Regions from separate parts of the Homo sapiens genome. Here region 1 is linked to region 2. A link is a loop called in an ENCODE intact Hi-C map of the cell type or tissue named here. Cell type or tissue: Caco-2. All regions are shown on one strand. Each heading gives the region's core, and the rest is flanking DNA. Links, peaks and the distances in the headings are about the cores only.

Region 1 (17,527 bases), core at 5,418-13,417, 160 kb before region 2:
AGTTTAATAATATTTTGAACAAAAAAAATTCCCCCCAGACCAAGGTGTTTTTTATTTAATAGGGAAAAATAGTGCTAAAATTTCAAATGATTTTTTTTTTCTTTCTTTTCTGTCACTCCTCTGGCTCTTTTTCCCAATGAATGAATGAACCTGGGAAGAATTATCAGTCTGATACGTGGTAAGTAAGTGGTTTCTAGGTATTTAATATGCCTTTTCCTGATAACTAATTTGCCAGATAGATTTTCCAAAAATGGTTGCAACAATATCTCCCATCCCTGATTCTCTTCTTAAATATGACTTTGACAACTTTTCTATCAAGAGGTAGGGTCTATATCCCCTTCCCTTGAAACTAAGAGGGTCTGTGGTTAAGGCAGAACTGACACTCAGTGACTTTTGAGCTAAGTCATAAAAGATGATACAACTTATGGCTGGTTCTGACTCAATCTTGGAACCCAGCCATCATGTTGTGAAGAATCTCAGGACATTTACAGAGGCTTCATAGGTTTCTGGCAGACAGCTCCAGCTTACAACAGCATCAACCAACAGACTTGTGAGTGAAGATGGCTCCTGAAGGTATCAGCCCCCCGCTGTCCAGTCACCTCCCAGCTTTTGAGTCTTTCCAGCCGAGACCCCAGACACCAAGGCACAGAGACAAACGTCTGCATTGTAACCTGTCCAAAATTCTGACCCACAGAGTTCTTGGCATAATATAATGATTGTTTTATGTCACTAAAGTTTGGAGTGGCTTGTCACATTGCAATAAAAAATTGCAACAACGAAGGAGGTTGATTATCTTTTCATGCTTATTGATCATTTGCATTTCTTCTGTGTACTGTCTATTCACAAATTTTGCCTGTTTGACTCTTGGGTTATTTGTCTTGCTCATATTTTCTGCATATTAATCCTACTTTTGTTACCTATATTGCAAATGTATTCAACCAGTTGCTTGCTAGGTAATAGAGAAATTTGAGTTTTATGTATCCGTTCATTGTTTTCATTTTTTAGTCTTGGGGTTTTGTATCTTTTTTTTTTTTTTTTTTTTTTTTTTTGAGACGACGGAGTCTCTCTCTGTCACCCAGGCTGGAGTGCAGTGGCGTGATCTCCGCTCACTGCAAGCTCTGCCTCCCGGGTTCATGCTGTTTTCCTGCCTCAGCCTCCCAAATAGCTGGGACCACAGGCGCCCGCCACCATGCCCAGCTAATTTTTTTTTTTTTTGTATTTTTTAGTAGAGACGGGGTTTCACTGTGTTAGCCAGGATGGTCTCGATCTCCTGACCTCGTGATCCGCCAGCCTCGGCCTCCCGAAGTGCTGGGATTACAGGCGTGAGCCACTGTGCCCGGCCGGTTTTGTGTCTTTTTTAGAAAAAGGCTTTCCCATTTGAAGAATATAAAAATATCCTATACTTTCTTCTAGCACTTTTATACCTTTTCTTATTCATCATAAGATCAGTCTCTGACTCTATCTTGAATTTATTATTTTACATGGTATGGGACAGTGAAAATCTAACTCTTTTTAGATGGATAGTCAGTTGTCTCTGTACCATTTATTTAAATCATCCATTCTTTTTCCATTGATTTGAAATGCCTCCTTTATGAACTAAATTCTTAAATAAATATATGTCTATTTCTAGACTGTCTATTCTGAACCATTAAACTGTTTGATCATTACTACAAAAGTGCCATTTTATTTTAATTTATATAGCTTTTTGATATGTTCTGATATCCAGTAGAACGCATAGTATAGTCTAATTTTTCTTCCCCCAGAAATATCTTTGCAGATTTTAAGAATTTCGTCTTTCAGATAAATTTCAGAATAAACTCGCCAAGTGCCTTGCTTGGCACTTAAGTCACAGCCTTGCTTTGACTTAATAAATTAATGTGTAGCAAACTGACATATTTATTATGTCTTCTTGTATATTAACATGGTATATTTCCCCATATATCCAGGTCATTTTGTAGATCCTTTAGCAAAGTTTTAGAAGTTTTCTTCATCTACTCACGTACAATTATTTTAGGCTTATTCCTAGGTAGTCTGTTGTTTTCGTTATTCTTGTGGATAGTTTTTTAAAAATACAATATTTTCAAATTGGCCATTGCTGAAGTATAGTAAAACTACTGAATTATGTATATATTTGTATGTGTATTTATATATATATACATATTAAAAGTATTTTTTGTTTTTTATATTCAGCTTTTAAAAAATTCTTTTATTAGTGATAATAGGCTTTCAGTTGATTCTCCTTGAATTTTCCCTCTAATTGTAGATGACCGTCCCTTTGAATTATAGATTACACTAGGTTTCTGTGATTAAACAAATATTAAGATGATATATCAAACAGAGACAGTTTTAAAGTACAAATTATATATCACTTAAAAGTTTCTAAATTTTAGAAAAATATTTATCAATGTTTTCTGAAATCTACTTTATACTTAGTTACCTAGAACAGGGGTTGGTAAACTACCATCCATGGGCCAAATCTGACCCCTGTCTGGTTTTTTTATATCCCCCCAGCTGATATAATGGTCTTTAAATTTTTAAGTGATTGAAAAATACAAAAATAACAATTTTTTGGTACATACAAATTATATGAAGTTCAAATTTCAGTATCCATAAATAAAGTTTTATTGGAACCAGCCATGCTCTTTCTTTCATATATATATCTATTATCTATGATCACTTTCCCACTACGATGGCAGAGTAGAGTAGTTGTGACATATTGACTGTATATGTTGCTTTTATTGCTTTGCAGTGCTGCTGGGTACACTACAAATCATACTGACATAGTTATCATTTGATTGTGTTTTACATGCCACGTTGTACTGTGACATCTTATTTTTTAAACTGCCATTTCATACCTATCATCTCAAAACAGTAAAAGAAGAGAAAAGTGGACTTCAAATGACAGGTACAGTGGAGTGTAGATGACTGTTATCAAATTAGATGGCAAAGCATTGTGTCTATTGTGCATGACACTTTGGCTATGCTAAAAAAATACAATATATACAGGCATTTCTAGGTTAAACACTCATCACATTATTCTCAACTCACCAGTAACCAATAGTCATAGAAATAAAAAATTAAATTGAATATATCATCACAGTAGAATTTTTTCACAAAAATAAAAAGTGCAAATAACACTGCATCAAAAATAATTTTCTGAGTAGCTCATTTGTTTCCCAAGCAAGGAAAGCTATTTACTGAGGATGAATAAATTAAATTGTGTTTGATTATAGCAGTTGAATAAATTATCCAGATAGAACAAACCTGTTTAAGACTATTAGCTTTTTGGTGAGAACAGTTGCTTGAATAGTTGAGAATACTGGAAGCAATGGCAATTGTTGATTAAAAGACAAGGCAAGTAATTTTGAGTGGTTTTCCTTGCATCTTGATGAGTTGACAGATATAGCTGATACCACTCAGTTATTATTTATTTGAGGAGTCAATTCTGAGTCTACAGTGATTAAAGAATTAGCCTAATGAATAGCCTGCATTGTAAAACTATAGGTGACAACATTTCCAAAAAAACTGAGAGAACACAAATTCTGCACAACCTGAAGGGGAATCTTCTAAGATGTGTTCCAATAGACGGTGGTAAAATATTTATTTTAAAGCAGAAAAAGGGTTTAATTGTACAAATTCATATAGCTTTTCAAAATGTAAGGCATCTTAAACCTATAGTGACTCATATTATTCATCAGCGGTGCTTTGTGGAACATCTTTAAATCTATCATGTGTAATTGAAACAGTAGTGTCAATGGTGATATTCATTTACTTTTGCGGACTTAACCATCATTAGTCCTGTAAAGTTTTGTTAGAATAGAATCTGAATATTCTACTTCTCTATCACATGGCAGAAACAATTGCTAAGTAGTAGTAACATTTCATTATGATTTGTTTGAGCTCAGGGCCAAGATTGAAATTTTTATGAATGAGATGCACCACTATCACCTATAATTGAATACTGAATAGTTTTGGAAATGAGCTTTCCTACAGACTGTTAATGTTTCTTTAAAAATTCAACCTAAAATTGTTAGGCAAAACAGCACTTACAAGTGAAATTTATACTGTGGTAAAGTCATTTCAGTGACAACTAATGTTGTTTGAATCACATGTAATGTCAAACTGCTTTCTACATTTCCTGTGCTGTCAAAAGTTAAAACAAGAAGCAAGACCTCCATTTCCACACAAACGTGCAGCAGATATATCTTTTGAGTTCAAACTACAATTCCAGCAGTGGATTTTTTTGGACTTTGATGCAAGTGCAAATGAAATTTCCTTATTTCAAAATCCATTTAACTGTGCAATTGAGGAGCTTCCACCTACCCTTCAATTGGAAGTAATTAATATAATGACATGCTAAAAGGCAAATACCAAGAGAAGAATCTAATAGAATTCTTTAAGTGCTTTTTAAGTAATGATTGTGCTAAATTAAAATCATATGTTCATCAACAGATATTAGTATTTGACAGTATCTATTTGTGTGAAAAGATATTTTCAAAGACAAAATATGTAAAACCTCATTATGAATCAGCATTAACAGATGGGCATGGGCAATTGATTCTGATGATAGGAAGCACTAACTTTGAACCCCAATTAAGTGAAATGTTATCACTCTCCCACAATAAAAGAATTCAATTTTTCTCATCAGTAGACCTATATTATAGAAAATTATACTTAACTATTATTATCAAATTTTCCATTTTTGTCAATAAAGATTTATAGAAATTTGTTTTCTATCTTGTCATGTAATTGCCCACATAATATCCTTGATTTTGACTCTTGGCCTAAAAAGTCTAACATATTTACTTTTTGGGTCTTAACAGAAAAATGTTGCCAATCCCTGACATAGACTATTCTCTTATGTCCTTTATTGTCAAAGGTGTCTACTAAAGATAATTCTCAAAATAATTGTATAAGTTCATGTTTGTTGAGTGCTTACTATGTGCAAAGCTGTTTAAGTTCAGAGACTTTCTCAAGGTCAAACACTGGTAAATGAATTAACCATTATTTAGATGGTTAACAATGATATAGATAGTACTGTAGTTATAATTCCCATTTTACACATGAAAAAACTTAGGCTCAGAGAGGCTAAGTAATTCCTCAAAGCCACACAACCTAGGCTTTGCAGCCAGGAAGATGAGATTAAATCATGCTTAATTCCCTTACCAGTGTATGACCTTGGGAAAGGCTGTGAACTTCAATTTCTCTACACTATAAATTGAAAATTATAGTACTGACTATATCATAGGGTTGATTTCAATATTAGATTAATTACTATATAGAAAGCACTTAGAACAACTATAGCTCTAGTGTGGAGTAGTCAGAAATGGCCTGGAAGTTCATTTTTAGTAAAGAGATTAATAAAATAGTTTATTATGTACCAGGAGTTGATGGAGAACAGTTCCCAATTCAGCTGTCAATTTGAGCTTTTCGCTTATGAAATCTATGCTATTGAGTTGACGTTTGTTAAGGAAAAGAACCTAATGTCTGATAAACAGGCAAAAATTAACTATTACATTTAAATGTGACTATTGCAGATGTACTAAGTAGTTGAGAAAGCCAGTTGGGGTCATACTCACTTAGGCTTACACCTAGCTTTGCCTCCTTGTTAGCTGTGTGACCTTGGTCAAATCACTTAACCTTTCTGAGCTGAGGTACCCTCCTCTATAAAATGTGGATTTTAAGTAGGCTATTATAGAGGATGATGTGAGGATTTTAAAAGACCATGCATCAAAAGTACCTAAGATGAAGCCTGATTTAAGAATGAGCTCAGCAAATGCTAGCTCATTTCCTTGGATTAGCCTTTCTACACTGACCCAAGGCTTGCAAGGCAAAGCAAAACTAAATAAAAGCAAAATGAAGTTAAAAAGCCCAAACAAATAAAAACCAATTTGTTAATTGGGTGTTGGTGGATAAAAAGACTCTGAAAGTACATCCAGTCAAATTTGAATTTCAGGTAAACTATGAAATTATTTGTAGTATAAGTATATAAGTATGTAGTGTAAGTATCCCAAGCATTGCATGGGATATACTTACACTCACTAAATTCTTCACTGTTTATTCAAAATTCCAATTTAACTGGATGTCAGGTATTTCTATTTATTAAACCCGGCAGCCTAGACATGGTAGAATTTAGTAAGCCCAGACATGACAGACTCCTGAATAGCCAAGGCACAGAATTCAAAAGAGTCAAATGTGTTTCCAACTTGCTAACTGCAAAAGCATCAAGGAAAAGGTTGACCCCACCCTCTCTGTCTCTGCCAAGCAAAGAGCCCAGATGGGAAACCCCAGGTGAGTGATTTAGCCTCCTGTGCATACTCTATGGGATCCTGGTGCAGAGGTTGCTGGGAAAACCGTGGCAGCCTGCCCTAGGTTTTCCTTCGGGTGGGGCCCTGTGGTTATGGTGTGGTGACTCTTTGTCACGGTGCCCCTGCCACGCCCTGCTTAGTCCACCTGGTGGTTGGGGGTAGGGGAGAAGAGAAGTTACAGGCAGAAAAAAAGGACTTATCAATGTAACATATTTCTTAGGTGGTTTGTGCATTGCTGTTTGGGCTTGCAAAACTTTAATTATTACTTTGATGCAGAGTGGCTGCAGATTGTCACTGCCAGGCCTGATTTAATAGCCTGCTTGCACAAAGTCCGACAGAGATTGCTTTTGTTGCACTTTCTAACAGCTCGTGATGGTGGCTTTTTTACGTTAAGGAGGAAACTCTGTGGTTAAACTGTAGCCTAGGTATTTTTAGAGCCGTTACCATGTTAACCGAAATTTCGTACATTTCACCTGCAGGATATGCAGTCGTGCTTAGGGCCTTCCTTAAACTCTAACAAAAAATATAATTTAACAGTTGTTAATACTGTGCTTAGGACCAACTCCATGTTATCAGAAAAGCTACTGACCAAATACTGGACTGCTAAGAATCCTTTTTTTGGATGGGTGGTACTGTGCCATTAGAGAGTATTTTTTTTTCCTTGATATAAAACGAGTTGAAGGAACATAACCAAAAGGCTAAAATTGGTTAGTTCTAAAGGTCAGAGCCTGAAGGCAGTGACCCATTTGTTAATCATTAAGCTTTTCTAAGCCGTCTCTGACAGAATTCTGGCTTTCTGCCACTTCTCTGGTCATTTTAAACTGCAAATTCTTGTACTGTTTCAGTTTTTAAGTAGGTTTCAAAGGTTATGAGAAAGGCATAACTTGTTAGCTATTTTTCCTTATCAAACGTCTTTAGGGTTTTGGAAGGCAGAGCTGTTCTGTGTTAAGAGAATCCTCACAGCATACCCAGCCATACAGCATTTAAAGATGGACTCTTGGGTCCTCTGAAAAGGGTGGATTTCTAGCTATCATTCCCATGTTACTTAGTTTCCATAGATAAGCAGGATGTGAGGGCTGAGGACACCCACTTAGCCATTAGGTATTAGTTCCCAAATCACTGCTATCTCAGGGTAGTTGTCTCCAATAATCCCAGCACTGAAAGTTCAAAAAACAGGAGCAAAATAACCACAATGTATTTATCATCTTCTGTCATCAGTTATAAAGTGGAAGTACTTTAAAATATTTTGAATGCATTTTTGTAAAGCCCAGTGAGGTTCCAGTGCTATGACGTTTCATTGCCAGAAAACTCAATGCCAGTTTATGCTCTAGTCCATCTGAATAAAAAGTGATCTGTACACCCAAAACACATAAACAGAACTAAATTTTATGTAGCCAAGGGACATTAAGCTGCTAAAACATTTGCTTCAATATTGAACATGGAATAGCTGTCCTCTATTTCTCAAGGGAAAAAATATACAGTCAAACCTTGCTTATCCATAACCCAAACTTCCGGAAGCCTTAAGTATTTGGAACTGCTCCAAACCCAGAAGAGGGGAGGAGTGAGAGGAATAGAGTGGGGGTGGGAGAAGTGGGGAGCAGAGAGAGACAGAGAATGAACTAGCGGAAAGCAAGCAAGTCAGCTTTTAGAAGTAGACCTGAAGCCCTAGCAACACTGAAAAGAGACCTGGAGCTTACATCTGATTGGCTTTCCAGCCAGAAGGAATAGAGAGCTCTGATTGGCTGGTGATGATGTCTCCAAATAACCAGCCTTTTTCAGGAAAGCAAATTTATGTGGCAGAAAGGACAAGAGACAGAAGAAGCACGCAAGAAGAAAAGCGAGGAGAACAGAGCAAAAAAAAAAAAAAAAAAAAAAGGAAGATTATTTGTTACAGTGGTGGAGACTGAGACAAAAATGAGAATAACAAGCCTATTTACGTAACTGCTTACAGTTTACAAAGTGCTTTTACATGTAATCATTGATATTGTCTTTACAAAGACCTGCAGGGCTCCCAGAAGTTAAATGGCATGCCCCAGGTCACCCAGCTAGTAAGAAAAATAGTGCATGTCTTCTGGCTAAAAATCTAACACTTTTGATATGGAGCAGGTGTTGTGGAGATAATGATTTAGAGTTGTCCTGTAGGACAGAGGGAAGCAAATGCTCTGACAGCAGAAAAGAAAATCAGAAGGCACGTCAGCCTGTAGTTTAGCGGGCAATGCAGACAGGAGTGAAGGGCTCCCTGTTCTTCACGACCACACACCTTGAAAACATAGATATAGGAAACATCTCTGTGGGTATTTGGAAGGGGAGATGGTTGTGGTACAAATGAAACCTATGTCTAGAGGGCTCAGAGGGCAGTCCTGAATATATTTCCCTGGGGTGTATCACAGTCGCCTTTCATTTAACACGTAGAAGTTGGATACCTAATTATTCCTTCCATCTATCCTTGAAAGCTGTTCCTTCCTCAGGCTTAGTCGACAACATAACCATTCACCCAGTTGCTCAAGCTAAGAACCTGTAAGTCATCTTTGTCTTAATTTTCTTTCCATGTTTAATTTATCAGCAAGTCCTGTAGATTCTACTTCTAAAACACACCTTGAATAAGGCTACTCTGTTCATCTCCATAATCACCATTGTTTTCTCCTTCTGAGCCACTGCAATAACTTGCTATTTGGTTTCAATACTTTCTGGCACCCTGTCTTCCCCAGCTCTTGCCTCCTTCCCTTGAAATCCATTCTCTGGACTATGCCATCCTGCTTAAAACATGCCTGAGAATAATTCAAAATCCTTCCCAGGATCTGGCCCCAGTTTAATTTGCCTCACTCTGCCTAGGACTCACTGTTCTAGCTATGGAGGCCTCCTTTTTGTTATCAGAACACAGCACAGTCTTTCCAGCTGAAGAGACTTAAATATTTTGCTGGTCCCTGTCTCCATGTTATCACATGGCTAGCTCTTTCTCCTATCTCATGCTATCTACACAGACAGTCCTACTCTCACAAGCTGTGTGAGAGTTCCCTTCATTCTCATAGAACCTTTTTATTAACTTTCTGTGACCTCTCAAACTGAAATTACTTATGTTTTTATTTGATTCCTTGTTTATCATCGTCTTTTTATATGACTTCCCCCTACTAGTAATCAAACTCCATTAAGACAAGGATCAGGTCAATTGCCCTCATCACTGTATCCCCAGAGCTTACAACGTGGTACACAGGAGATACTCAATAACTATGTGTCGAATGAATAAGTGAATAAATATCAGGGAATTAACATACCCTACATGTTACATAGTACCATGCATCAGTGGAGCCATGGATATGAGACACTGTGTTTCCTGTTTGTAACCTGTTATTTGTTAATTCCTGTCAGAGTTGAGAGCTCTGATAGTAGCTGCCATCATCTGGGGAGTTCTATGGAATCTTGCCACCATGAGTTCTGGAAAAGGGAATCTGTTTGTGTTGGGACTTGAGGGATGGTATAAATTAACTCCCAAGGTTTATTAGTAGTAAACAATTAAAATCCACCCTGAAATTGGAGCTTTACTAAAGATGGCTATTTTGTAGCATGTAGGAAATTACGATATTGGTTTACCTCCTAGGATTCAAAAAGCATTCATTCTCTTTTGGAGCCAGAAAAGGAGAGGTATGTCTCCTAACAGAACTGTGCTGGGTTTTTTTTTGTTATTGTTGTTTTCTTTTTTTGACAGTCTGTGGAGCTCACACATTGGCCATAATAAAGCCTGCTATCTATTTTTGATTTGTCAAAGTTGTGCTTGAGAGTGATTAACATACCCTTAGCAAAATGAATCATTCTATAGAGATTTAAAAGTCACGATGGAATAAATATCTTGGTCAAAGGTATTGCTGCTTTAATTACATTCATTTGTTTCAATATTTCGGTTTTAGGGATTTCTTAACTGAGTTGTTAAGGATCCTTTTAGGGATTTCTTAACTGAGTTGTTAAGGATCCTTTTGAAAGTGAAGTTTACCATGGTGCCCTCTGGTGGAATGAAATTCGCACAGTTTTTAAAGCTAAAGCCCTATCTAGTGAGAATGCATACAGAAATAAAAGGAGCAACATTAAATACAAATGTCCAAAAACTATAAGCAGGGTACTCTTGCTATTGGGGGACTACAAGATATACCTGCCTCAGAATATTTACAGATTCAGGGATAGGGCATGTAGTTGCTATAAAGGAAGAGCAATGACATAAATACATACAATTCCAAATCCATTAGAAAATGAGGGCCAGAAGCCACAGCATTTCATATCATCTGGCAACACTGACACTGACTAATTAGGTATTATATTGAGAAAGTCAGAAGAAGGTGATGGCAATTACAGCATTTGCAACAATATTCATAAATAGCTAGGAACACAAGGGGGAAATACAATTTGGTTGTGGTCTATCAAGAACCAGTGGATATTCATTTGATAGGACTTTTGTAATTAGGCTCACCATCAAAGCTGATAAAATCATCAAAATGGTAAGTGTCCCAGTGTTGGTTCCTTGAAACTGTGTTGTGACCAGACTTAGTGACTCCTTGATAAAGCAGCTTTCACGTGTCTTCACAAGGAAATAAAGTGAAAGTCTCTGGGACGCTATCTGGGTCACACACCACAGGGATCCTGCTCAGAGGATTTAGAACATTGGACCAGCTCACTAAGGAAAGATGTCAAGGCCCTTCTTTGAGGACCTAAGGAAGTTTTTAATATTCGTTCGTCTGAATGCACTAAATAAAACTCTCATTCCAAATAAGATAAAAGAGGGGAAAAAAGTGTTTGAGCATCCAATCCCCCAAAGTGTCTGCAAATTATTTAGTATTATTTCAGTACTCAAACTTCCTGAAAGGTGGAATGTGGGGCAGAGGAGTAGTGAGCAGGGACCATAGCACACATGCATTTAGTCAGCTTGTTGGTTTTCTTATTGGGGACCTTTCTTTGAAACTTGGTGCACCTCAGATTTTAAAAAACCCAAAGCCAAAAAACAACTAACAGCTGGCTCTTCTAAAGCAGTGGCTCTCAGAGGAATGGTACTGCCTTCTAGGGGATATTTTGGAAGTTTATGAGGGCCATTTTTCTTGGGAAGGGTGTCTCAAAGTATAAATTATTATGGGACTGTTAACTGACATTCAGTGGGTAGTAGTCAGGGAGGTAAGGGGAAGTTCCATATCATGTTAGATTTTACTGTCCCACCAACTATTCATGTAGATTTTTAAAAAATCTGTATGTAATGATTTAAGCCTAGGACCAAATTCAATCTTACATAAAAAATTAAATATTTCTTTTCATGGTTTTAATAGACACCTAATTTCCCATAAATGCAAATCCAATGTAAACTAACTGAAGACTATACTTTGTTTCATTTGAACCTTACTGAGAATTGTTAATCATTTTTGAAAATTATAATATCAATATCCATGGCACATATGACATTTGAATCCTCTGAAAATATAACTGCAATAATTTGTAACATCCCAATTCAAAGTGATTATACAAACAGGTGTGTCTGATTATGTCTTCCAGTGTAGTTGTCCCCAAGCATTTTCAATTATTATTATGATATTCCTTTCTTCTTCTTTAAATTACAATTAGGCAATCATATTAGTAATTTTAAAATAATGTGTACTGGCCAGGAATAGTGGCTCATGCCTGTAATCCCAGCACTTTGGGAGTTCCGAGGCCGGTGGATCACAAGGTCAAGAGGCCGAGACCATCCTGGCCAACATGGTGAAACCCCATCTCTACTAAAAATACAAAAATTAGCCGGGCATGGTGGTAGGCACCTGTAGTCCCAGCTACTTGGGAGGCTGAGGCAGGAGAATTGCTTGAACCCAGGAGGTGGAGGTTGCAGTAAGCCAAGGTCGCGCCACTGCACTCCAGCCTGGCGACAGAGCGAGACTCCGTCTAAAAAACAAAAAAATGTCTTGGTAGGTTATGTTATCCATGAATTTCATTTTAGAATAGTTAGAGATGTTATTAAAAATATTTGTTATTAAAAGAGGACATGGGGTGATAATGAAAATGGCAAAATAAGGGACTCTGAAAACCCTCTCCTCCATACAAGCAATAAAAATACTGGCAAAAATTGTCAGTGTAAACTTTTTCAGAACTCTGGAAATTAATCAAAGACTAGCAGAAATCAGGTAAGCTTTTATTTAAAAAAATGGCTGAATGTCAGTAAAAACTAAGCTTTTTTGTCTTTTACTCTGCTCTTTTCTCATTCTCCCTCCCCTGCCCCCAGCTCTGCAATAACCTGGGAAACCAACAACTTGCAATCATGATAAACACTGGCAGTCTGGCAGCCCCCGGAGGGGATAGAACAGGGTTAGCGCTCTCTCCAAACTCCATTTCCAGAGAACTATCATTATTTGACCTGTCTGATGGTTCCCTGAAATATTCCACTCATAATATTGTCTCTATGTGACTTGACTTAGAGTTCACCCAATGTGAATATTTTTCTTAACAGAAATGATTTTCAATTATTTGTAGAAAAGACTGAGTGGCAATTGTTTCACATCACTGTTGCCTGAGGCAGTACATAAGAGTTGAAGCAAATAATCAGCTTACCAAAAGCTTAAAAGGAGAAGCTGTGGAAAGATACGTCCACAGGATGATTTGAAAAGCACAGACATAATGCTGGGAAACTAGAAGTACAAGTTCATGTGTAGGGATGTGAGCATACTCAGTGCTATCTGCATGCTCAGCTAAGACCTGAGAAAGATCTAAATTCTCAACTCTGCCTAACCTTGTGGCTCTATGGAGGCAGGAAGTGAAAGTGAAGGCAGAGTTTCATACTGCCTGCTGGAGTGTTCAAGGTGTGCTCCAAATGCACACAGAGCCCTTAGGCAAAGATTGGAGGACTTGTGAGCTCCAGGAATTTAAGAAAATCTTTGTCCAATCATTAGCTGAACACTAAGTCAGCTATCAGAGACTCCAATGGCCACCTATGACAAAGAAATCACATATTAAATAATTAGCTCAAACAAAACAAGCACCAACTACAAACAGCAACTTTCACAAACCCTGGGGAGGTAGGAGATTCTGATTTCAAGAGTTGCAACATTTTTTAAAATGTAGTTTCAACAAAAAATTAGGAGACATTCAAAGAAACTAAAAGTATGGCACACATGCAGTACAAAAGCAGTCAATATAAACTGTCTCTCAGGCACATCAAAAAGCTTATCCACCATGATCAAGTGGGCTTCATCCCTGGGATGCAAGGCTGGTTCAACATATGCAAATCAATAAATGTAATCCAGCATATAAACAGAACCAAAGACAAAAACCACATGATTATCTCAATAGATGCAGAAAAGGCCTCTGACAAAACAAAATTCAACAACCCTTCATGCTAAAAACTCTCAATAAATTAGGTATTGATGGAACGTATCTCAAAATAATAAGAGCTATTTATGACAAACCCACAGCCAATATCATACTGAATGGGCAAAAACTGGAAGCAGTCCCTTTGAAAACTGGCACAAGACAGGGATGCCCTCTCTTACCACTCCTATTCAACATAGTGTTGGAAGTTCTGGCCAGGGCAATCAGGCAGGAGAAAGAAATAAAGGGTATTCAATTAGGAAAAGAGGAAGTCAAATTGTCCCTGTTTGCAGATGACATGATTGTATATCTAGAAAACCCCATCGTCTCAGCCCAAAATCTCCTCAAGCTGATAAGCAACTTCAGCAAAGTCTCAGGATACAAAATCAATGTACAAAAATCACAAGCATTCTTATACACCAATAACAGACAAACAGAGAGCCAAATCATGAGTGAACTCCCATTCACAATTGCTTCAAAGACAATAAAATACCTAGGAATCCAACTTACAAGGGATGTGAAGGACCTCTTCAAGGAGAACTACAAACCACTGCTCAATGAAGTAAAAGAGGATACAAACAAATGGAAGAACATTCCATGCTCATGGGTAGGCAGAATCAATATCGTGAAAATGGCCATACTGCCCAAGGTAATTTATAGATTCAATGCCATCCCCATCAAGCTACCAATGACTTTCTTCACAGAATTGGAAAAAACTACTTTAAAGTTCATATGGAACCAAAAAAGAGCCTGCATTGCCAAGTCAATCTTAAGCCAAAAGGACAAAGCTGGAGGCATCACGCTACCTGACTTCAAACTATACTACAAGGCTACAGTAACCAAAACAGCATCATACTGGTACCAAAACAGAGATATACACCAATGGAACAGAACAGAGCCCTGAGAAATAATGCCGTATATCTACAACTATCTGATCTTTGACAAACCTGACAAAAACAAGCAATGGGGAAAGGATTCCCTATTTAATAAATGGTGCTGGGAAAACTGGCTAGCCATATGTAGAAAGCTGAAACTGGATCCCTTCCTTACACCTTATACAAAAATTAATTCAAATGGATTAAAGACTTAAATGTTAGACCTAAAACCATAAAAACCCTAGAAGAAAACATAGGCAATACCATTAAGGACATAGGCATGGGCAAGGACTTTCATGTCTAAAACACCAAAAGCAATGGCAACAAAAACCAAAATTGACAAATAGGATCTAATTAAACTAAAGAACTTCTGCACAACAAAAGAAACTACCATCAGAGTGAACAGGCAACCTATAGCATGGGAGAAAATTTTTGCCACCTACTCATCTCACAAAGGGCTAATATCCAGAATCTACAATGAACTCAAACGAATTTACAAGAAAAAAACAAACAACCCCATCAAAAAGTGGGCAAAGGATATGAACAGGCACTTCTCAAAAGAAGACATTAATGCAGCCAAAAAACACATGAAAAAATGCTCATCATCACTGGCCATCAGAAAAATGCAAATCAAAACCACAATGAGATACCATCTCACGCCAGTTAGAATGGCGTTCATTAAAAAGTCAGGAAACAACAGGTGCTGGAGAGAATGTGGAGAAATAGGAACACTTTTACACTGTTGGTGGGACTGTAAACTAGTTCAACCATTGTGGAAGTCAGTGTGGCGATTCCTCAGGGATCTAGAACTAGAAATACCATTTGACCCAGCCATCCCATTACTGGGTATATACCCAAAGGATTATAAATCATGCTGCTATAAAGACACATGCACACGTATGTTTATAGCGGCACTATTCACAATAGCAGATACTTGGAACCAACCTAAATGTCCAACAATGATAGACTGGATTAAGAAAATGTGGCACATAAACACCATGGAATACTATGCAGCCATAAAAATTATGAGTTCATGTCCTTTGTAGGGACATGGATGAAACTGGAAACAATCATTCTCAGCAAACTATTGCAAGGACAAAAAACCAAACACCGCATGTTCTCACTCATAGGTGGGAATTGAACAATGAGAACACATGTACACAGGAAGGGGAACATCACACACCGGGGACTGTTGTGGGGTGGGGGGACGGGAGAGGGATAGCATTAGGAGATATACCTAATGCTAAATGACGAGTTAATGGATGCAGCACACCAACATGGCACATGTATACATATGTAACAAACCTGCATGTTGCGCACATGTACCCTAAAACTTAAAGTATAATAATAATAAAATTAAAAAAAAAGTATCAAGAACTTTAAAAGATGAAAAAAAAAAAAAACCTCTCTGAGGAAGCCCAGACATTGTACTTACTAGACAAAGATTTAAATAAGCCATTTTAGTTGCATTCAAAGAATTAAAGAAAACTATGTCCGAGGAACTAAAGACAAGCATGAGAATGATTTTGCATCAAATAGAGATCAATAAATAGATAGAAATATAAAATAGAGCAAAACAGAAATTCTGGAATTGAGAAGTAAAATAACAGAAGAAAAAATTTTACTAGAGGGGCTCGATAGAAGATTTGAGCAGGCAGAATAAAGAATCAGCAAACTTGAAGATGAGTCAACTGATGCTATCAAGTCTGAGGAGCAGAAGGAAAAAAGAATGAGGAAAAATGAACAAAGCCTCAGACATTTGGGGAACACCATCAAATATATGCACAGTGGGAGTCACAGGAGAGGAGAGAAAGGAGTGGAAAGAATATATATATAAATAATGGCTAAAACTTTCCAGTTTGATAAAAAATCATGAATCTACATCCAACAAACTCAACACACTCTATGTAGAATAAAATCAGAGAGATTCATACCTATATGCATCATAGTCAAACCACTGAAATACAAAGACAAAGAGAATCTTGAAGCAGCAAGAAAGAAGTGACTCATTATGTTCCAGGGATTCTCAATAGGATTAGCAGCTGATTTCTCATCAGAAACTATGGTGGTCAGAATGCAGTGGCATGACATGCAAAAAGCTGAGAGAAAAAAACATCTACCAAGAATTCTACATTCAGCAAAACTATCCTTCAGAAATGAAGGAGAAATCAAGACACTTTCAAATAAGCAAAAAAACTGTGGTAACTCATTGGCAGCAAATCTGCTCTTCAAAAACTACTCAAGGAAGTCCTTCAGGCTAAAATGAAAGGTCAATAGACTATAATTTGAATCCATATGAAGAAATAAAGAAAACTGGTAAAGATACCTAAAAAGTAAATATAAAAGAAAGCACAAATTTCTTTCTGTTTGTAGCTCTTTATCGGATTTGAAAGACAACTTTAGAAAGTAATAATTATAAATCTGTGTTAATGTGTATACAATGTACAAAGATGTAATTTGTATGACCAAGGAAGCACAACAAAACAGGGAGAGACTGGAGCTATATAGGAGCAGAGGTTTGGTATACTATTGAAATTAAGTTCATATTAATCCAAACTAGATTGTTGTAAATTAAGATATTAACTGCAAGCCCCAGGTTGACTACTAATAAAATAACTTTAAAAAATATATTAGTATTAATAATATAATAAATGACAAGAAAATTAAAATGATACACTAGAAGAATTCTACTTAATACCAAAGAAGGCAGTAATGGAGAAATAGGGGAATAAAAAATGACTTAAGACATATAGAAAACAAATAGCAAAATGGCAGACATAAATCCTATCTTATCAGGAATTACATTAAATGTAAATTAATTAAACGCTGATTTAAGGCTTAGTTTGGCATAATGGATTAAAAAAAAAAAAACCTGATCCAACTCTATGCTCTCTATAAGAGGTGCACTTTAGATCCTAGGTTGAAGGTAAAAGGTTGGGAAAAGATATACCATACAAACAAAAACTAAAATAGAACTAGAGTGGTTACACTAATACCAGAAAAAATAAAATTTAAGAAAAA
Region 2 (14,584 bases), core at 981-8,980:
TTATATTTAATACATATATATTAAATATATATGGCCATATATTTGTGTGTACATATATGTAGCCCTATGTATAATAGAGTATATTATAGTTTTCCATAATTCTATAATTCTGAATAAATCTGTATCTTGCAAAAAATAAAAATAAAGCATACATACAAAACTGTCACATTATAACAGTATCAACATGAATTTAGATATGCTGACACAGAGGCATTAATAAGGAGAGTGGGCTGATACACATGGATTTATAGCATAACAGCTTAGGTAATGTCTCTTATTTCACATTTGGTGGAGTGATACTGGCAGGACTGAATGGATAGAAAGTAACAGATGGTATTCAATGTGAAAAATCCCTTTGAATGCCTCAAGGACTATTGGGTCACAGGAACAAGCTACAGCTTTTGTCATATAGTTGTAGTGCTATACTGTCTCATCTCCTAAAACTTGGTTCCACATTTCAAAATACAAAAATTTTGCCAATACATGTAAAAATATTATTTTTAAAATGTCCAATTTGCTTCCTATTTTTAATTCTTTCATAAAGTAAACTACAAAAAGTAAAACTAAAAAAAAAATATTTTATGGTGGCTCATGCCTGCAATTCTAGCACTTTGGGAGGCCAAGGAAGGGGGATCACTTGAGGCCAAGAGTTTGAGACCTGCCTGGGCAACACAGCAAAACCCTGTCCCTACAAAAAATTAAAAAAAAAAAAAACAAGTTGTCAGGCGTGGTGGTATGCACCTATAGTCCCAGCTACTCGGGAGGCTGAAGCAGGAGGATCAATTAAGCCCAGGGGTTCAGGGCCCCAGTGAGCTATGATTGTGCTACTACACTCTAGCTTGGGTGACACAGTAAGACCCTGTTTCTAAAAATAAATAAATAAATTCTTTTCTAGATGAGATGAATAGAACACGGTAAAAAAGCAGTGTCAGGGAGATGAATTTAAAGTAGAAGAATGCCACACTAGAGTAAAACTATAAAGCCAGTATTACAGCCGACTGATCAGTTAATTTACACTATCAGCAAATGCTTGGTGCTAAAAGAAATCTGCAACATCATTTATCCTAGTCCTCTGAGTTATAGTTAAGGAGGTTGAGGCCCAGAAAAAGAAGTTGTTTAATTTGTTATATATTCACAAATTGAAATCTGTTTTTTAAAACTTCTCCATGTATAAAATATTATTAGATTTAAAACAACTAATGTTGAAATGTATTGCTCCACTTAATACTAAACTCATGATTTGCTTCACAGAATGTACAAATAACTAAAATCCCATTCCTCTTCCAAGACAACACCCACACTCACACATACACATACAATCTCTAAAGTTTTGGGGGGTTGTTGCTATGTTTTCTTGTTACTTTATGTATGCCTTTTTAAAACAAACCAGGAGAAAAGTCCTATCCAAATTTCTACTATATTTCATTCAGTAGTTTTATTGTGTAAATAAAACTGCTTACCAGAAATAAAGATTATTTATGTTTATAAAACTTCAAAGAATCATTCTGCTAGACATTAAAGATATTATAGTTTACTTTTCTTAATGAAAGGTCAGTGAAGGGACAGGATAAAAGGAATTTGTTTTCCTTTGGTAACTGATTTTTTTTCCTTCAATGTAACTTATGTAGATATTAGGTGATGGAATAGTTGAGGCCACAGAAGAGTACAAATTGAGGGAATCTAATTTTCTCCTATTTGTCTGCAATATTTAATCAAGTACAACGGGGATTTTGTCATTCAATTAATAATTCATTCATTTAAGAAATATTTACTTGGGGAAGTACAAAGTGGTAGAGATAGAGAAAGACTCAAGAAACTCAAATTCAGTGGTTGAAAAAGACAAATAAACTAACCATTTTTTAAAATCCAATTGGATCCTGGTTTGAATATAAGCCTTTTTGTTTCCTCCCCCAAAATCTAATGTATTCAGCAAAGGTGTAAATGTGTTAACTAAGGTGTTTATAAACAACAATAAAATATTTCTCTCTCACTCACCCACATTAACATTTTATAAACACATTTTCTGATATCTACATCCTATGAATTTGTGTTTAACTAATTCACACTTCAAACAGCAATTACACACACACATATGCCTGCCTCTTCAGAGAATCATTTTAGATTGGATTTAGATTGAGAAGGGATCTTAGAGATCTAGGGTTCAATGGTCTCATTTTACAGAGGAGAAAGATGAAGTCCAGATAGATTGGCATTTGCCCGAGGTAACCATTTAGAGGCTGATATTTAGGATTCTATATAGAACTATAATTATTCTGATTCAATTTTATAGTTTGTTCAGTTTTTCCAAAGAAAATACACACCCGCAAATTCCCCTTTCTCAAATCAGGAACTCTTGCTATATTAAACCCAGAAGGCATGGCTCATCAAGTGAACCACATGGATCAGCTGTCCACCTCCTTAACTGCGCCGTCTCTTCTTCGTGCCTGATGTCCCCAGGCCACCCAGGCCAAGATATAGAAGAAAAGCCAAAAAACTACTTTACTGAAGCCAGCATAGGTTTTCAAAATTTGCCTCATATGTCTAAAGTTAAAATATCAAAACAAACCTCTTATTAAAAATCAAAATGGTCAATTTTATCTAAAATTTTTTAATATTTTCAAAAGTCTAAAGAAAGAAACCACTGCTTCCCCCTTTAAAAAGAATTCTGCTTTCAGCTGATACAGAAAAATCAACTAATGTGGATGGCAAGATCTGAGAACTATTTAGGGAACTTCGGCCTGTCCATGGACTAATAGTCACACTTATTTATGAAAATGCGTATTTCTGTATTTTTAACTTGTTAATGACATCATTGGGCATATGGATTTGAATTGGTGCTCAAGTGAAAACTTCTACTGCTCCTACTTTGGAGTTTGTGCTCAAATGAAAACATCTAGTGCTTGTGATCATAATACACATGAATTTTTCAAAAAATCTTTAAAATATTTTAGAATTGGAAGAGACTGGAGAAAATGACTGGTTGCAAAAAAAAAAAGAAGAAGAACACAAGCTTTGTAGTCAGTATTTTGGCTCTTCTGGTGGGTAGTTTTGCAGGGTTAGAAGGTCACTTTTATCTCTCCCATCTTGCTCTATATGGTGGGGATAATAACAACGCTGGGTTGTTTTAAGAATTGTTACCAACCAGTAAAATATCTAGCACATAATGGGTACTCATAAGTTGGAGCTATTGTTATTTACTCTAGTTCTAAATTCCCATCTGACGATGTGTTTGAAGAAAGTGCAGCAGCAAGGGAATGAAAACGAACTAAAGTTTGTTTCTTAGCAATTGAGTGCCAGGCACATAACGAACACAAGTCAAATGGCAGCAGCAGTTTCTTTCATTGACCACTTAGCATATGCCAGCAATTTACTAGATGCTTTAACACATTATCTTATTTATTAATCTTCCCAAATGCCCTCATGAGGTAGGACTTATCACTTCATTACACAGAAGAGGAATCAGAGACTCAGAGAGATCAAGTAACTGTCCCCAAGGTCACACAGCTAACAAGCAGCAGAGCCAGAACTGGTAAGAAAGGCAGAAGAAATGAGCAGAGGCTGCCCTAAAGCCAACCTGTAAACAAAGCAGGGAAGCTCAGAAGCAACTAGAAGATAAGTGCAACAGACATGTCTTCCCACTGTGAGCTCCTTAAGAACTAGGCTAGGTCTCATTAAAGGATGGAAGCCCAGACTCTGGGACAATTCCAGGAACACAGTGAGTGCTGAACAGATGTATGTGTATTATAATAAATTGGAATGCAATAAGCATTTGGGCAATAAGGAATCACATTTGCTCTAAGCAAAGTGTTTGCGATAACAGCAAATGTAAAAGGTAGAAGAGTAGTAAGGATATTCATGCTTAAGGACAACAGTTACTGATTAAAATATTTTATAAATCTATTGTCTGATAATGACAATTGTGTTCACAGATTTTTCCTCAATTATATTATTATATAAAGATTTCAATCACTGAGTGCTATCATCTTAAAATGTGAAGGACTATGATGAGGATACATACACACTATACACACAGACACACATATACACACACATATATAGGGAATAGCTTAAAATGTATTCTATTGTATATGCTATATGGAAAAAATCTACATGAAAGAAAATTCTCTATGAACGTTGTAAAAATAACCCAACAGCTTAGTTTTCTTTCATTCAAATAATACCTATGACTTAAAGTCATGATAAAAATCAATTCACAATTTATTAAGTTAGATATGTGCAACTACATTTATACAAATAAAACCTCGGTAATTTGATAGCTTACTATTTTAGGGGGAATAGGGACTATTATGAAAACAAAGAGAACCTTAGTCTATCAGAATTTTCAAAAAGACAAACAAAAACATGGGTCAAACTAAAATTCTCCATAGGAACAACCTACATACAGACACATCCAGTGACTAAATTGTGTTTATGTATTTCTTAAGCAATGGATGGAGTTCATTTTGACAATTTGTTTACTAAGAATTGCACCAGAAAACTGCCTATTCATTTTCTTTCTGTTTGGCAAACAAAGCATGACACATAGCAATATAAAAGAAAAATATAATCCTGGGATGCATTTGCAATCATCACAGAGAACTGCCCTAAATTGTCTTAAGCCTGTGGCATTGGCTTTCAGAAGAACATTTAAACACTGCCACATGCTGTTCATCTGTGTGTCCTGCAGTCTGAGAGTTCCAGGTCCCCACTTGGCCTCAATAGAAGGTTGAATCACAAGTACTGTCAGGCTTATAAAGCTCTTAACTTCTCAAAACCACCAAATGGTCTTGAAAAAGAGAAGTATAACAATCTTAAGAATCTAATGGTAATCTCTCATTAAGATTTTATATAGTACACAATTGTAGTCATGACAAAGCACAGTCTCCATGAGCACACTGCTTCCTAGTAAAGGAGCAGAGACCCTACCATTAAGATTTTATATATAATGCACTAAATTTACTAATGTGTTTGAATTTTTTCTTTTATGAATTTCGTAACATTCCGTCTTTATTAATGCTAATTCTACATTGTACCACATAGAAGCCTGGTTCTTTAAATATATTAGTTCAAGTCTACCTCTATGTACGCTAAAGAAACATATACCCACCTCGTCTAAAAACTAGAAAAACATCCAGATGCCTATAATATACTTCAAGGTAGAAATCATGCTTTATTCAGTTTTGTCTTTTCTGTGACTGGTAAGAGAAGAGATCCTAAGAAAATATTTATTGAAAAAATAAATGGATACATAAATGTTTTAAGCAGAGTTCACAATTTCTAAAGAATGAACACCACATCCTGAAAGAAACTACCATTTACTTTTAGTTTCCTTTTTTTATAAAAATATATATGGAAAGATTCAAAATTAGTTGTCAGTTTTACATACTTCGCCCACAATGAGCAACATCACCAACCAAAAGAAAAAAGGCACTGAATCATTGTTGAAATCATTGTTGATTTTAATTAGTTTGATCCAAAAAAAAAAAGCTGAACTTGGGCATGTTATTCTATGTTCTTATTTGAAGTCCTTAATTTTAACATTTGTTGTATAAAACATTCCAATTGAAAACATATAAATAGTAAATGGAAAAAATCTTACATGTATGCAGCGTAAATAGCATTAACTAACTTTTTGATTCATTTATTCATTCACTCAAATATTTAAAGTATGTAATGTGCTTAGAGAAGATCAAGTCGTGGAGGGGAAAAATATTGACTGATTGCAGTTTAAACTTATGATCACTAATTTGAATTGAGTCTTAGTGCTGCCTAGCTATCCTACTATATTCTACTCAATTCACCCCCACTACATGACCACAGAACACTTCCCCTCTCTCTACAAATCTTCAACGTCTTCAGCCCCTCTTCAATCTCAGCTGATGATCTTGCTTCTTGTTTCTCTGGGAAAACAAATCAAGCAGAAGAGGACTTCCACAGGCCCTCACCTCCAAAAGTATCATCTATCTGTGTTGATGTGCTCTGCCCTCCTTTGTGTATTATTTTGGGAGAACTGTCTGGTTCCCATCTGAGGCCCATCCTCTGTCTCTTATTCAAGACCATGACTTCTGTAACTGTTCAATCTTGCTCCTACATAATCAATTTTCCCCTTTCTACTAGATTGTTTCCATCAGCACCTAAACATATTATAATGTATCCTATCTTAAAAATACAATACAATACAATAAAAACTTGATCCAACCTCATCTTCTAACAGCCTAATTATTTGCCCTGCTTCACAGAAAAGCTCATCTAAAAAATTGTCTATTCCGTGCCATTCTCAATAGGAGTGATATCACTCCAGAAGGTCAAAAATTAATTCTTTCAGGCAAAAATTACTTGCTCTTTGTATATGTAAGGCATAGATATATATATACAATACATAACAAAAGTATACCTGTGATACTGGAATTTCATGGAGAGGGGAGGATTAGAAAAAAATGTCTAAGAAAGCTCTTTAAGGAGGTGATCATGAAAAAGTGAGAAACACTGGTCTAAACACACTGTCTCGGTGTCCTCCCTTCCCATTTGTTTCTTGAGCCTTCTCCAATCTGGCTTTCATTCCCAGCATACCATACAAACTGCTATTGTCAATGTCACCTTTATCCTCTGACATGATTTCAGTGTTTGTCTCCTCCAAATGTCATGTTGAAATGTGATCCTCGGTGTTGAAGGTGGGCCTAGTGGGAGGTGTTTGGTCATGGGGGCGGATCTCTCATGAGTGCCTTGGTGCCTTCCCTATGTAATGAGCTCACATGACAGCTGGTTGTTTAAAAGAACCTGGCATCTCTCTCTTGTTCCCTCTCTCCTCATGTGATGCTCCAGTTCCCCCTTCACGCTTCACCATGACTAAAAGCTTCCTGAAGCCTCACCAGAAGCTGAGCAGCTGCTGGTGCCATGCTTGTATAGCCCGCAGAACTGTTAGCCAAAATATATCTCTTCCAGCTTCAAGTATTTCTTTACAGCAACGTGAAATGGACTGACACACCCTCCACATTGCGAAATCCAATGGGCAACTCTTAGATGAAACTATAGTCAGTATTTGGTACAGCTGATGACTTCCTCCTTCTTCAAACACTTTCTTGGCCTATGGGACAACATACATGTTTGGTTTTCCCCCTCACTCACTGGCATCTCCCTCTCAGTCTTTCTTGGGGTTCCTCTTAATCTTCTAGTTTCCAAACATTGCAGTTTCTCTGGGTTCAATCTTGGACCTCATCCAGTTCCATGGCTTTAAATACTATTTCTCTACTGATGATTTTCAAATATATCTCTCCAGCTCAGACATTGCTCCTGAAACCTTCTATATTCAACTGCATAAGTATTCCCACTTGAATCTCTATTAAGCAACTCAAACCCAATCCAAGACCAAATTTCTCTTCTTGATTCCCAGTTCACTACCTGCCTCACAAACCTACTTCTCCCTCAGTTTTCTCCCTTTGGTAGAAGACAACTCTGTTTTTGCAATTATTCAATCCCAAAACAGTGATTTCACTCTGGAAACCACTGTCACAGTCCATATCTATACATCAGCAAATCCTGGCAGCCATACTTTTGAAATCAAGTGTCTGTAGCAACCTGAACCCTTTAGAATTGATGCAAAAATGAGGGATCCTTGTACATCTGGATTGCACCTACTGCTCAATGTACCACCAGTATTGCTGTAGTCCATGCCACCATCATTTCTGGTCTCTGCATTGACAACATCAGTTCATCTGGTCATCTCAGCCCTCTTACAGTCTAACTTCCAAAACAACAGCAAGGTAAATTCATAATCCCTAAATCTAAGTCACATAAGGTCTTTCCTGAAATGGCTTCCCATCTGATGGAGAGTAAAATCCAATGTCTCTATCACAGTTCACAAAGCCCTATTTAATTGAGCCTCCTGCTTCCTCTCTGCTCTCATCTTCTGCCACTGTCCCTTTCATATACACTGCATGACAGCCACACTGGCTGCCTTATAAAACTTCTCACTGCTTGGGGCCTTCCTACTTGTTCCAAGGAACTTCTATTTGGATATCCCTCCAGAGATTCTCTTGGTTTACACTTTCACTACCTTCAGGTGTCTACTGTTTAAAAATCACCTTGTCACAGACCTGCTCACACTATATACAAGAGTATTCCTTGTCATTTTCTATTTCTCCTATCTTGTTTTCTCTTCCCTCAGCATGTACCATCATTTCACATAGATATTCACTTATTTTTCCTCCACCCCCTGGATCAAATACTATACAATATTATGCCTCCTTCCACTAGAATAGAAGTTCCTTGGAGCTTTTAATGTTTGGTTCACTGCTGTACCCAGGGTGTCTAGAACAGTGTCTAGCACATAGTAGATGTTCAATATCTGTAAAATGAAAAAAAAATGAATTTGACATCTTAATAAAAGATGACAAGTGCCATTTAAAAATAAAACTGAATTTTAATTTCTCTTCTTGGAGTAAAATCTCATATTTTCATATGCATTTGGCAAGTAAAATTATAAGATGCAAAAAGTATCTAAAAAGTCACAGAAATAGAAAGCAAATTCTGCTTCAGATATGATGATTTCCTTTGGCTATTTCATGTAGCAAATTTTAGGAGAGATCAACATTTAAATATCTTACTCAAACCAACAGAGACTTCTAGACTAGTAAATACTACAAAAGTGTTCTGTGCTGGCTACTCAAATACATTTTAGATTTTCTCTCATTATTTTCTAGACATAAACATTCAAGTCAGAATGAAAAAATGTCAGACTTTGGAAACAGGACTTCAGAAGAATGACGGTCAGAAATGTCCAGTCAGTGTATAAACAAGTCTCATAAATCTGAGGCAATATAATACAAAACTACTTATATAAGATACATTTGTGAAGAAAAAAAACAAATTTGGACTAAAGCTTATCCAGTGAAGAATGCCAGTATTCCTCCCATTCTTTTTTTTATCCTTCCCTTCCTCTCTTTTCACTAATATTTAGAATTCCCTACTTTAAAATTAGTAGTTGATTGTGGTAATACTTTCTTATTTGGATTTAGCACATTATATTTGAATCTTCAGAGATTTCTGCCAGAAAGCTAAAATCTTACTTCTCAAATTTCTTCTCTTTTGAAAATGCCTTTGCCAGCTCAGATGGGGAAAAGTTTAATTCAATTCAGTTGATGACTCAGTTGGTGATAATGACGCAATTCCATAAATTATAGCTCTCTGCTCTTTCATCTCATCCCCATCTCTAGTATGGACATTTCCTTTTAAAGCTTTTCTGTTATCGAAGAACTCTAAATGAAAAATAGGGCTCCAAGTTCTAAAAGAAGCACACAGTCAGTAAGGCAGCATTAAGGGGGAAACTTTCCTTCTGTTAGGGTAGCAACCTGGTGGCCTAGTTTAAAACATCACACATCTACTGACAGCATGTGTATGAGAACAAAACTATGAAAATATTTACATCATGATGCGTTTATATCAAGCATGGAGAGATTGCACACATTGGTAAAGGATAAATTGCTAGGAGAGGGGCAAAAAGGTATACCGCTCCAATTACTAAAGCCTGGAGAAGATTTGGATTCCATAATTGGTTCTACCACTCAACAGCTAGAGAGCCTTAAGCAAGTTAACATAATTTCTCACTTTCCTCCTCTATAAAATGGGAATAATAATATTTCTCATGAAGTGGTTGTGAAGGGTAAAAATTATAATTTAGGAAAGTGCTTAACATAAGTATTCACAAAATTGTGTTGATATTGGAATTATCATCATCTTCCAGCTATCCTCAACTTTATGTTGTTATTTTTTTTCTGACACAACTAATTAGTTCCCCAGAGGGACACTTAAGTAGGTAAACTCCCTCTGTCCTGCCAGGAGCAGAAGTGAGTAATAACTGCAATAACAGAAGTGCCAGATCACCCTAAACTCCAAGATGATGGAAGTCTCCGCTGTTTCTACTGATGTCCCCATTTGTGGAAGGTGGCAGAGAGGTGAAGATTCAGTTGGGCAGCCTCTCAGGCACTTAGAGAAAGAAAGATTAAGTAGAACAGACTCCCAATCTGCCATTTAGCAAATAATAAATTTAAAAAGACAAGAGAATTAGGAAATAATAAATATAAAAATACAAGAACATGATAAAATATCAAAGGTGACAATATTTAATTAATACATTAAAAATGTAAGGCTAATAACTGTTTTTTCTAAAATTAAGATCCCAGTTTATAAGTTTGCAGGCAGCCCAACAGACCAGCTCGTGTCAGAAGTTTAGAAACTGAATATTTCCCCCTCCTATGGAGATGGTCTGCTGAAAAATGCAATGAAGCATACTATTTGATGAAAACAGGACTTTCGTTCTTTGTGCTTTTAATAAAACTCTTTTCAGCAAAATGTCAAGGAAAAAATCAAGAATTAGAAACGTCTTTTAGTAAAAGTATTTCGTTCTCATTTTTCCATCAAGAATTATGGAAAATTCTAGAAGTTATAGAAAGGAAGTTGAAGGTATTCATTATGGGTAGTATTTTATCATTATATTCTACAGTGCATAATAAATTTTGCATCTTTGTAGTATAACTTATTCATGTTTTACGTGTCAGTTTAAGCATATGTTAAGGTTAACAGCCTTTAGAACAACATTTCTCAAAGTCTTAAGAGTGTTTTCTTTCTTCCAATCTAATTAGATAAAGTTATTTACCACCTCAATGTATCCAGCCAGGTTTTGAAAGATAGATTCAGTATTTTTGATGAACTAAGACCCCTGTCATTTGTTCAACAGATGTTCCCCTCCAAGGCTCACCATAATCTGCCCCAAATCCATCTCTCTGGTTTTATCTTCTAAAATTCCCCACCATAAAGCCTAGCTCCTACCAAATCAGTCCATTTTCAGCCTCCCAAATATAAAATGAACATTTCTATTTCAAACTTTATGATAAGACCATTCTTCTCTCTAAAGCACTCTCTCCCTTTCCCACTGAATGTCCTCCAAGACGTTTTCAGATTGTTTCACTCATTCATTCATTCATTCATTCAATGCAGACTGAGAGCCTACATATACGAGGCACTCACAAAGGAATCCTGGGAAAACAGGAACAGGTAAGTCCAAGCAAGTACCTGTTTGAGTGGACTCTATATTCTACCAGAAAAGACACACATTGCACAATGGATTAAACTGTTAATTAATTAAAGTTGTGATAAGTGTTAAAAATACAAGTCACCGAAAACTACGAGCACATGTAATGGGAAAAATGGCCTGGTCTTGGGGGTCAGAAAGACTTTTTTTTTCTTGTATTTTTTATTAATATATCATAGTTTTACATATTTTTAGAGTACATGTGATATTTTGATACATGTATAAATATGTGATGATCAAATCAGGATAACTGGAATACCTATCACTTCAAATATTTATCTTTTCTTTGTGTTGGTTACATTATAATTCTTCTATTAGGAAGACTTTCTTGAGGAAGTGGTTTTGAGCTGAGGTTGAAGGATGAAAAAGGGCCTAAAGTAGGGCAGAGGGAGGTCAATAAACAAATCTGCTTGATGGTTATTATAAAATTAAGATATATTAGTAAAGATATGGCAAGGAAATTCTTGCCTTCCAGGCATTAAAACTTATTGCAACAGTATTTCTCCCAATTACTCTTGCTTTCTGTAAAGCTGGGGACAAAAAAAAAACCCAGTAATGATCTTACATTTAAAGAAGCCACCAGGAAAAGGTGTTAGCCAACAGCTCTCAAAAGATCTGGGAAACGATCAGTCAAAACTGGTCCCACTACCCTGAGCCCCACTACCCTGAGCCCCACAGCCCAGGCAATATAGGAAAAATATTCAAACAGATGTGAAAGCTTGGCCCTACAGAGAGTGCAATGTTTCTGGAGAGCTTTATCTTCCAAACCCCGTAAGCAGAGAGTAGTAGCTCCTCCTTAGGAGCCTACTGGAGAATGATTCAGAAGCAAACTCTGGGAGGGAGCTCCCAGGAGGAGTAACAGAGACCTGGTTCCCTGGCTATGTACTTGCTGAACTGTTGAACCCATGGGGACTAGGGCAAAGCTCTGCTGGTAGGGCTGCCTATAAGGAGGGGACTGTTAACAGCAACAGAAAGGTTCATAGGAGGCTAAACACTACCCACTGGCCAAAGAAACACACCACACATATGGTCTACATATAGACCATCATGGAGGAACAGGCAAGAGCAGCCAATTGCCCCTCCCTACCACCAAGAAGTCAGTCTTAGAGGCAATCAATGGTTCTGTAAGCTTATAGTTTGTAGATGTTCAGAGATAACACACACACACACACACACACACACACACACATACACACACAGACCCATAATCCACTCTGCTACAACTCTCTAGCACCACAGGTGCCACAGACAGGTCTAGCTGGAGTTTAGGGTAGAGAGAATGAGCTCCAAACTGAGACCGAAGTTTAAACATAAATACAGCGAGTCTTCAAAACCAAAGTGAGACTGTTCTAATGGCCAAAAGTGACCAGAAAGTTATAGCAAAGGACCAAGATGTCATTAAGGAATCCTCTCTAGATAGACATGGAGTTCAACATAGAGACGTTGAGGGCAGTTCTGGGAAAAAATAAAGCTGTCTCATGTTTACAGGTCAAATAGTTCAGACTCCTTAAAAATGACTTAAAACCACAAATTGATTATAATGAAAACAATGACGATATTGCAACACAAGTAAATAAATGGAACAGAACAGATATCCAGAGACAGACTCAAGTATATATGGAATTTAACATACGGCAAATGAGGAATTTCAATTTAGTGGGCAAAAAAATAATCTCTTATTAAATAAATGGTGCTGATATAATGGATTTCACTCTGGAAAGACAAAAAACAAAGCTAGATACCTTTCTCATATTTTATATAAACATATATTCCATATAAAGATTTTAATGTAAAGGATAAAAATTAAAAATATTAGGAATATAATTCAGAATACTTATATGACTTTAGAGTGAGGGAGATAATCCTTAGCAATCAGGAAGTCAAGTATCTATTAAAGAAAAAGACACACTTGACTAAATAAAAATCTTAAGAAATTATTATGGCAAATGAAATAATAAACAAAAGCAAAAGATAAATAAATGCTAGTCTAGGAAATATATGTAGTACTATATTACAAATATTGATATCCTTCATGTGTGAAATGCTCATAAAAAACAAATAATCCACTAGAAAAGTAAGCATAGGACATGACTGGGACATTTCACAGAAGAAAAACTCTAAATGACCAATAAGCTTATGAAAAGAGGCTCAATTTTACTTTTGGTCAAGGGAAATGCAAATTAATGCAAGAGCAATCAACCTGTTTTTACTTATCACTTTGGCAGAAATGTTAAGATTGATAAAAATTTAAAATATCCGGTCCTGATGAGTATATAGGCAAACAGGCATTGTCAAACGTAAGAGTGAGAATCATGACAAACTTTTTGGAAGGTAATATGGCAATACTTATTATAACATACAGGTTTTTTGAGCCAGAAATTTCACTTTGGGGATCTTATCACCCAATATAGCATTAAGAGCATCAGTTTATAAGAATATGTAAACAAGGATGTTTTTCAAGGCATAGCATTTAATAGAGAAAAAAACTGGAAACCACATGAAAGTCCATAGATAAACAAGAGATGAAAGACTAAATTCCAGTACTCCCAAACTAAAAAACTTTATGCAGCTGTTAAATAAAAATAAATCAGATGTTTATCTAAAATAATGTTGAGTAAATAAGCAAAGTGCAAAACAATAATTTTAGAAGGCACGCACAGTCATCCAAAGCTTTATATGGTTGGAACAAAGTGTGGAAGGGCACTCACTGAACTGTTAACATCAGTTAGCTCTGGGGAATGGAAAGGAGGGCAGGGCCAGGAATAAATAGGTTTGTAAGGAATAAGAAGAGAACCATGAATGAAATGACAATTTGTTGGGCATTCTATGAATAGACTGTGTGGGAAGGAATAAAGAGATACTTGATAAAACCAGCAAAAATTTAAAAATAGAAAAAAGTAAATAGTAGGCACCAATGAAAAGGATAAAAACAACATAGTACTTACCCCAATAAATGTAAAAGGGTTGAACTCATCTATCAAAAGAAAAAAATAAATAGTAGATACCAACGGAAAAGATAACAACACAGCAGTTATCTCAATAAATATAAAAGGGTTAAACTCTCCTATTGAAAGAAAGAGATTTTTCATGCTGGATTTAAAAACTCAGGTAGGTATATTGTTCTCTGGAAACATCTAAAACCAAGTAACCATAAATCAACAAAAGTGATCTTATTCACAATCTCCATAAATATTATAAAATATTTCTTAACATGCCTAATAAGTAATGTGTAAGATCTTATGATAAAAGCTATAAAATTTTACTGAGGACATTAAAAATACCTAAATAAGTGGAGAAATGTTTCATTTTCTTAGATGAGAAGATGATCTATTATAAAGATGCCAATTCTTCCTAAACTAATGCAGTGTAATTGAGTGTAATTCAAATCAATATTCCAACAGGAGTTTTTAATGAAACCTGATTCTAAAGTACACTCAGAGAAATAAAAAATAGATTAGCTAAGAAAAAACAGGACAAAAATCAAGCGGGCTTTATTCT

The links. Hi-C counts contacts between places; a loop is a spot of excess contacts. Peaks named below come from ENCODE experiments on the same cell type or tissue, not always from the same donor. Only the 100,000 strongest peaks of a DNase experiment are listed, where the experiment ranks them.
Region 1: it touches region 2 in a loop (4-fold over the local background); 24 of 110 quality-filtered maps call a loop at or near these places.

Annotation. Positions count from the first base shown.
Region 1 is chr10:88,379,342-88,396,868 of GRCh38, forward strand. All of the region lies in intron 4 of RNLS (renalase, FAD dependent amine oxidase), which reads right to left. LOC101929727 (a long non-coding RNA gene) reads left to right here. Exons shown (of 3, transcript XR_001747537.3): 3 at 1-780. Among named protein-coding and RNA genes, the nearest start is that of RNLS, 200 kb to the right of the region's middle. In Caco-2, for the core only: CTCF peaks have their summits at 10,346 (motif pointing left) and 10,546; a DNase peak (open chromatin) is centred at 6,390; H3K4me3 peaks cover 176 bases.
Region 2 is chr10:88,548,700-88,563,283 of GRCh38, forward strand. The region is part of intron 4 of RNLS (renalase, FAD dependent amine oxidase); the gene reads right to left. Among named protein-coding and RNA genes, the nearest start is that of RNLS, 27 kb to the right of the region's middle. In Caco-2, for the core only: a CTCF peak has its summit at 4,674; a DNase peak (open chromatin) is centred at 4,672.